Regions from separate parts of the Homo sapiens genome. Here region 2 is linked to region 1. A link is an interaction called in ENCODE POLR2A ChIA-PET data of the cell type or tissue named here. Cell type or tissue: GM12878. All regions are shown on one strand. Each heading gives the region's core, and the rest is flanking DNA. Links, peaks and the distances in the headings are about the cores only.

Evidence for each region. Peaks named below come from ENCODE experiments on the same cell type or tissue, not always from the same donor. Only the 100,000 strongest peaks of a DNase experiment are listed, where the experiment ranks them.
Region 2: POLR2A ChIA-PET joins it to region 1 with 9 read pairs; 2 of 35 experiments call an interaction of 5 or more read pairs at or near these places.

The regions. Positions count from the first base shown.
Region 1 is chr6:43,614,414-43,618,801 of GRCh38, reverse strand. It overlaps POLH (DNA polymerase eta), which reads right to left. Exons shown (of 11, transcript NM_006502.3): 11 at 1-4,388. The coding sequence ends at 4,245. Among named protein-coding and RNA genes, the nearest start is that of GTPBP2, 13 kb to the left of the region's middle. In GM12878, for the core only: no CTCF peak of the experiment used is centred there; no DNase peak of the experiment used is centred there.
Region 2 is chr6:43,882,494-43,886,881 of GRCh38, reverse strand. All of the region lies in intron 2 of LOC105375070 (a long non-coding RNA gene), which reads right to left. Among named protein-coding and RNA genes, the nearest start is that of LINC01512, 6.3 kb to the left of the region's middle. RefSeq lists an enhancer at 2,494-2,573. In GM12878, for the core only: no CTCF peak of the experiment used is centred there; DNase peaks (open chromatin) are centred at 2,651 and 3,006; H3K27ac peaks cover 336 bases.

The sequences.
Region 1 (4,388 bases), core at 183-4,182:
AAAATTAGCCAGGCGTGATGGTGCATGCCTATAATCCCAGCTACTCAGGAGGCTGATGCAGGAGAATCGCTTGAACCCGGGAGGCGGAGGTTGCAGTGAGCCGAGATCGTGCCATTGCATTCCAGCCGGGGCGATGAGAGAAACTCCGTCACATAAAAAAATAGAAGTTTGGGTATATGTATGGGAGGGATGTGTACACCATTCTCTGGGCCCACTTCACCCAGCGCCACCTACTTCAGTTCATTTTCTTCAGTTGGGTTCCCTGTGTAATTCAAGTTTCCCCATAACAGAAAAGCCAAAAGAGCTGACTTTTCACACACAAGAGTGGAGAATAAGAATACAGTACTATAGGCTGGGCGTGGTGGCTCATGCCTATAATCCCAGCACTTTGGGAGGCCGAGGCGGATGGATCACGAGGTCTAGATAGAGACCAGCCTGGCCAACATGGTGAAAACCTGTCTCTACTAAAAATACAAAAATTAGCTGGGCATGGTGGTGCACGCTTGTAGTCTCAGCTATTCGGGAAGCTGAGGCAGGAGAATTGCTTGAACCCGAGAGACGGAGGTTGCAGTGAGCCAAGATTGCACCACTGCACTCCAGCCTGGCTACACAGCGAGACTCCATCTCAAAAAAAAATAATAATAATACAGTAGTATAAACATGGACAAGTGCAAAAAGCTACATAACAAATTTTAAACCCTAAGCTAAATATTTACACTCAGTGGGAAAGATGAACAAGCCAGTAACCCTAATGGCTGAAGCACTTACCTCTTAAATTTGTACTTAAGGGCTTAAGAAAATGTCCTCTACACACCTGGTCATTAGTATCTTTTAGATCAGCATTTCTCAAACTTTAAGATACACATTGGGAATTTTTTTTTTTTTGAGACAGTCTTGCTGTGTCGCCAGGGTGCAGTGCAGTGGCACGATCTGGGCTCACTGCAAGCTCCGCCTCCCAGGTCAAGCAATTCTTCTGCCTCAGCCTCCCAAGTAGCTGGGACTACAGGCGTGCACCACCACGCCCAGTTGTATTTTCAGTAGAGACGGGGTTTCACCATGTTGGCCAGGATGGCCTTGATCTCTTGACCTCGTGATACACCCACCTCAGCCTCCCAAAGTGCTGGGATTACAGGCATGAGCCACTGCACCCGGCCCACATTGGGAATTTTTTTTTTTTTAAACAGTGTCACTCTGTTGCCCAGACTGGAGTGCAGTGGCACAATCTCAGCTCACTACAACCTCTGCCTCCCAGATTCAAGTGATTCTCCTGCCTCAGCCTCCTAAGTAGCTGGGATTACACGCATGCGTCACCACACACACCTAATTTTTGTTATTTTTTGTAGAGATGGGTTTTCCCCATGTTGGCCAGCCTGGTCTCAAACTCCCAGCCTCAAGTGATCCGCCCACCTTGGCCTCCCAAAGTGTGGGATTACAGGCATGAGCCACCACACCTGACCCACATTGGGAAATCTTGTTAATATCAGATTACAATTAAGTGGGAATAGTGGTGAGGCTGAGACTATTTCTAATAAGTTCCCTGGTGATACTGAGGCTGCTGTTCCTCAAATCATACTTGGGAGTAGCAATGTTCTAGAGATGATCTAGTGGGTTTTTTTGAGACAGAGTTACTCTATCGCCCAGGCTGGAATGCAGTGGAAATCTCGGCTCACTGCAACCTCTGCCTCCCAGGTTCAAGTGATTCTCCTGCCTCAGCCTCCCAACTAGCTGGGATTACACGCACCCACCACCATGCCCGGCTAATTTTTGTATTTTTAGTAGATACAGGGTTTCGCCATGTTGGCCATGCTTGTCTTGAACTCCTGACTTCACGTGGTCCACCTGCCTTGGCCTCCCAAAGTGCTGGGATAACAGGCATAAACCACCACGCCTGGCAAGATTTGATTATGACTTATCAGATCTAAACAGAGTTCCTGAACTAGTCAAGTAGCAATCTAATTCTACATTAGAACAAAACGCAAGAGATAGGCCAATGGTTAGAACTGAGGGTATAATAGGGTTTACCTGTATGAAATTCACTGTTTATTAAGTCACTTTTATGTACAGAAAGACCTGCCCTAGTTACCATATCACTTTTAGGGTTTCAAGGCTTCATCTCACATTCTTCAGCTGAAAACAGGTAAATCTGGTGAAGGTATTATCTGAACTGCCCGTCACAGAGCTAGAGAGAAGTTTTTCTTTTGTTTTTTTTTTTTTTGAGACAGTCTCTCACTCTCACCCTGGCTGGAGTGCATTGGTGTGATCTCAACTCACTGCAACCTCCACCTTCCAGGTTCAAGCAATTCTCCTGCCTCAGTCTCCCGAGTACCTGGGATTACAGGCGCCTGCCACCAAGCCCAGCTAATTTTTTTTAGTAGAGACGGGGTTTTGCCACCTTGCCCAGGCTGGTCTCGAACTCCTGAGCTCCTGCAATCCACTCACCTCAGCCTCCCTAAATGCTGGGATTATAGGCATGAGGAACCGCACCCAGCCTAAAGAGAAGTTTTTCTTTTTTTTTTTTTTTTGAGACGGAGTCTCGCTCTGTCACCCAGGCTGGAGTGCAGTGGCGCGCTCTCGGCTCACTGCAAGCTCCGCCTCCCGGGTTCACACCATTCTCCTGCCTCAGCCTCCCGAGTAGCTGGGACTACAGGCGCCTGCCACCGCACCCGGCTAATTTTTTTTTGTATTTTTTAGTAGAGACGGGGTTTCACCGTGGTCTCGATCTCCTGACCTTGTGATCCGCCCGCCTCGGCCTCCCAAAGTGCTGGGATTGCAGGCGTGAGCCACTGCGCCCGGCCAAGAGAAGTTTTTCTTAAAATCCTTTTTTTGGGGGGGCCAGGATCGGTGGCTAACATCTGTAATCCCAGCAACTTTGGGAGGTCGAGGCAGGCGGATCATGAGGTCAAGCAATCGAGACCATCCTGGCCAACATGGTGAAACCTCATCTCTATTAAAAATACAAAAATTAGCTGAGTGTGGTAGCACGTGCCTGTAGTCCCAGCTACTTGGGAGGCTGAGGCAGGAGAATTGCTTGAACCCAGGAGACGGAGGTTGCGGTGAGCTGAGAACGCACCACTGCATTCTAGCCTGACGACAGAGGGAGACTCCGTCTCAAAAATAAAAAATAAAAATAAAAATAATCCCTTTTTTTTTTTTAACTATGCAAGTCTCATTACATTTAAAACCCTTTTTTAAACTTGGTCCCTTTTCTGTGCCAACTTTATGTTTGTTTTTGTTCTTGTTTTTGTTTGAGATGGAGTCTCGCTCTGTTGCCCAGGCTGGAGTGCGGTGGCGCGATCTCAGCTCACTCCAACCTCTGCCTCCTGGGTTCAAGTGATTCTCCTGCCTTAGCCTCCTGAGTAGCTGGGATTACAGGCGTGCACCACCACGCCTGGATAATTTTTTTTGTAATTTTAGTAGAGATGGGGTTTCACCATATTGGTCTGAAACTCCTGACCTCGTGATCTGCCCGCCTTGGCCTCCCAAAGTGCTGGCATTACAGGTATGAGCCACTGTGCCTGGCCCCTATTTTTTATTTTCTGAGATGAAGTCTCGCTCTGTTGCCCAGGCTGGAGCGCACTAGCATGATCTCAGCTCAATGCAACCTCCGCCTCCAAGGTTAAAGCAATTCTTCTGCCTCAGCCTCTAAGTAGCTGGGATCACAGGTGCCTGGAACGTGCCTGGCTAATTTTTCTATTTTTAGTAGAGATGGTTTTGCCATGTTGGCCAGGCTGGTCTCAAACTCCTGACCTCAGGTGATCTGTCTGCCTCGGCCTCCCAAAGTGTTAGGATTACAGGCGTGAGCCATTGTACCCGGCCGAGTTACATAATTTGAATACATTGTTATTAATCTGCAATAATCTGTAAGGTATTATCTCCATTTTACAGATGAGAATGTGAAGAAAATGACTTGTTCAAGGCCCTCATTGCAATAACCAGAGCTAAGTTTGCAACCACGTCTCTTAGACTCCAAGGCCCACACACTTTTTACTTTATGACACTGCCTCCCTAAATGCTAAAGATTAAAAACTCTGGTAGGATGAATTTTTACATCTCTGTCAGCAGTGGGATTAGAATCCATGCCTGTGAAGAGATGGGACCGTAACTCAGCACCTAAATGGATTATTTTTTGTATTAAAAATTTCATAATTCCCTTTCTCAGGGAAATCTGTAAAGATAAAATATTAAAGATAAAGATCTGTAAAGATAAAAAATATTAAATCCTACAGGCAAGCCTGAGGGCAGCACTAATGTGTTAATGGCTTAAAAAATGATTCCAATGTTTGCATGCCCTCAGGCCTGGGGCGTTTATTAGTGCAGGCCAAAGGGCTCTTGGGATTTCTTTTGCCTTGATGAGATACGGCAGAAACAACCTGGGGGTTTGAAGAGTG
Region 2 (4,388 bases), core at 226-4,225, 270 kb before region 1:
CAGAGAACAGGAACCGTGTAAAGAATGCCACAGTCGCCACCTTGCATCAGAGCCTGCAGAGAGAAGAATGTCCTGTGGAGTCTGCGTGTTTTCTATGGCTCAGCTTGGTGCTAAGCGCTCACCTGTATCTATTCTTTTAACCTCATGATGACCCTATGAGGCAGGTACTAGTACGAGCTCTGTCTTAAGTTGACTGAGGAAACTGAGGCACAAAGAGGTTTGGGTCCCCACTCAAGGACACACCTAATGAGCAGCTGAAGTGGAACTTGAACCCAGGCAGTCTGGCTCCATGGTTTTAACCACACTAGACGCCACATGACAAATGTGTCATCGTAAGAGTGAAAATGGAAAGGGGTGGCATGTGTCATCCCTGCTGCCCCCAGGAACCCAACCATCCTGAAAGATACTCTGTTAGAAGACAGAGTGCAGGATGAAGAGGCAGGCAACCCCTCCTGTCCCCCCATCTCTGCTCCTCCCTGGGGTGGCCAGGCAGAGCTGGGAAAGCCACTGCTGAGACGGCGGGATAACCAACGTGTGAAACGTGCCCAGGTCACAGCACCCACGTGGGGTGGGGGTAGTGGGCTGCCAGCCATGTGGTCCCCAGCCCACACACTGTCTGGCCGCCCAGGGGGTGGGATGGGGGGCCCATAAATAGCAGGTCTCTCACCGGTGTTGGGAATAGAAACCCAATCCAAACAGTGTGGTGAGTCGGGGCTTTCCAGACTGGCCACAACCCCCAGGGGCCTGGAGGCAACTCGAGGGCCCCCTTCTCCTCCCATGTCTCCTAAAGGATCAGGCCATCTTCGGGAGGAAGCCCAGCTGGCCCCAAGCCCCAATCCCAATCCCCAATCCCAGAATCCTTCATAGCTCAGGAAGGAATGCTGAGAGGTGACAGGAATACAACAGGTGATATTTATTGAGCACGTATTAGGTGCCTGGCACTGTTATAAGTGTCTTACATGCATCTTCCCAGTTAAATTCACCACAGTTCTATGAAATAGGCCTACAGTTCTGCCCATTTTACAGAGAAGGAAATCGAGGCTCAGAAGGGCAAAGTCACATGACTGAGGTCACACAGACAGTGGTGGAGGTAGGACTTGAACCCAGGCCCTGGCTGCTGAGTGTGCCTCCCTCTCCTGGGCCTGGGGGACACAGGTCAGTCTCACTAGGTCCTGCCCTTGAGCTTATCTTGGTGTGGGGGAGCCCCAACATCCAAGGAAAATACAATGGCAGCTCGAAGCACATATGCTGAAGGCCCACCAGATGGGGCTGGGGCTTTGAAAATTCTTTGGCGAGTCTGCCACGTGGAACTTGGATCTTATCCCCCAACAGGAGAGTCCAGAGGAGCAAGGGGTCCCAGGAGTCCCCCCTCAAGGCTCACCTGCTGCATGGCCAGCTCAGACCCTCCAAAGCAAGACCTCTGTTCTGGGCCCCATCGGTTCTGCAATAAGGAGTGAAGGGAGTGGGGGCAGGAGTCCCCAGAGCCGACAAGGGGGATGCACTGAATCCGAAGGAGATGAGACCTGCGTGTCCCACCTGCTGCCACCCACTCAGGGGCCCTTCTAGGATTTGGGTCAGAGAGGAAGCTCATGGTCAACTACTGATGCCTTTTTGAGATATGAGCAGGGTCAGATGCCACCTCCTGCTGTACAGACCCCACCAGACTTGCGACTCTGTGTGTTTACCTGTTCCTGGTAGCTGCCCCTCCCTCAGATCCCTCCTCAGGACACTTGTGAGCGCTGATTTGCTGGCCTGGTAAAAGCCTTCATTTCTCTTCTCCTTCCAGGATGTGTTGCCAATGGCCAACAAAGACATGGAGAAACCTGGACAACTGTCTAATGTCTCTGGGTTCTTGGAACGAGGAAGCCTGTATATACAGGGGATGGGGGCAGGTGACAGCGTGTGGTTCTGAGAGCACAAGTACAGGTGGCCCATCGCAGCCCTGGGGAGACATGGGTTGGATGGGGAGAACCAGAGCCCTGCCACAGACCCCAGGCATTTCCAGAGGAGGGGCCCTGGGCAGGCACCAGGCATGGCAGGGAAGAAGGGAGGTCAGCAGCTGGGGCAGGCACCAGGCATGGCAGGGAAGAAGGGAGGTCAGCAGCAGGGGCAGGCAGGGGAGGGAGGCTTTCTCAGAACTGCGTTTGAGGAAGAAGATGAGGCCTGGCAGATCTCCCTCAAACTAAACGCCCAACTCAGCTCCCTCCACCCCGAGGCTGGCTCTCCATTCTGTTGGCCCCAGAAATTGTCTCTCTTCCCCAAGAGGCAATTTAGGGGAGAGAGGAAATTTCTCCCTTTCCCAATCCCACATTCTCAGAAGGAGGGTGAGCAAGGGGAAGGGAGGCAGAGGCCCTGCCTCAGGCTCCAAGTGCCTCTGGCTTTAGTTGTCTGTTGTATGGCCTCCCGGGCCAGGTTGGACCGGTGGTGACATGGAGAGCTGGAAATCACATCCCTCTTCCTGTTCTCTGTGTGCCTGGCACATAGAAGATGCTCAATAAGTATGATCTGAGTGAACAAGTGTTCAGAGGATCCAGTAGGCTGTTTGGAGAAACAGCCAGAGTCTGCCAAGTTCCTCTGGAGTTGAAACTCAGGCCAAGAGAAAAAGGACGTTGCTTCCCCCAGGCTTCAAAGTCAAGAAGAAGGAAGTGAGAGTGAGCCAGCCAAGGATGAAACCCCCCAAAGAAAGAGGCTGCACAGAGAGCCTGAGGCGGCCTTCTCATGGCCAGGCTGAGCTGAACTGGGGCACATGAGGCAGGTGCCTGGGGCCAAACTCTCCTGAAGGTGGCTGTGCTTCTCAGTTCCCTCAGGCTGTGAGAAAAAGCAAGTGTGCACAGAGCCGCAGATCCCAGGGCTCCAGAGGGCCTTGCCAGTCACCCTCCCCCAGCCCCAGGATGCCTGCTGATTAGAGCTTTGGAGCTCAAGTCTTGGCACTGCTCAATCATTCAGCGCATATTTATTGAGCAGCCTGTCACACTGATCTGGGACCTGATCTAGCAACGCACAAGAGGCAAAGTAGCTGCCCTGGTGGGGCTTACCTTTTAATGAAGGGATACAGGTAATACATGCACACACATGCACGCATGCACACACACGCACACACACACACGCTATACAGAGTGAAGAGAACAGAGAGTGAAGAACCAGCTGGGTGGCTCAGGAGGTGACACTCGGCCAGAGACCTGAAGCAAGTAAGGCCAGAGCCACACAGGCATCTGGGGAAGAGCCTTTCAGGCAGACAGCAGCCAACACAAGGGCCTGGAGGCAGGAGCGAGTGTGGGATTTTTTTTTTATATATATACTTTAAGTTCTAGGGTACATGTGCACAACATGCAGGTTTGTTATATATGTATATATGTGCCATGTTGGTGTGCTGCGCCCATTAACTGGTCATTTACATTAGGTATTTCTCCTAATGCTATCCCTCCCCACTCCCCCAACCCCTCGACAGGCCCCGGTGTGTGATGTTCCCCATCCTGTGTCCAAGTGTTCTCATTGTTCAGTACCCACCTATGAATGAGAGCATGTGGTGTTTGGTTTTCTGTCCTTGCAATAGTTTGCTCAGAATGATGGTTTCCAGCTCCATCGATGTCCCTACAAAGGACATGAATTCATCCTTTTTTATGGCTGCATAGTATTCCACATTGTATATGTGCCACATTTTCTTAATCCAGTCTATCATTGATGGACATTTGGATTGGCTCCAAGTCTTTGCTATTGTGAATAGTGCTGCAATAAACATACGTGTGCATGTGTCTTTATGGTAGCATGATTTATAATCCTTTGGGTATATACCCAGTAATAGGATCACTGGGTCAAATGGTATTTCTGTTCTAGATCCTTGAGGAATTGCCACACTGTCTTCCACAATGGTTGAACTTGTTTACAGTCCCACCAACAGTTTAAAAGTGTTCCTATTTCTCCACACCACAATGAGATACCATCTCACACCAGTTAGAATGGCGATCATTAAAAAGTCAGGAAACAATAGGTGCTGGAGAGGATGTGGAGAAAGTGTGGGATGTTTTACAGACAGCAGAGAGGCAGCCTCGGAGCCAGAGTGGGGCTGAGTGAGGAGAGGGTGGCAGGAGACAAGATCAGGGCATGGGAAACCAGATTGGCAAAGGCACGGGGGACTTTGAGAGGCCTTGGGCTTTTACCCGGAGCGAACAGCAGCCACTACAGAGCCTGGAAGGAGGGCAGACCATGTCCCACCAGGCTCACTCTACTGTGCTGGGAGTAGACTGAGGAGGCAAAGATGGAGCAGGAAAACCAGATGGGAACTGTGGGACTTAGGGCCTGAAACTTGGCCTCTCTGAGCTTGAGTCCTCACATGTGAAAAGAAGACCCCTGAGCAGCAGCCTCACAGACTTGTTGAGAGCTTTCAATAA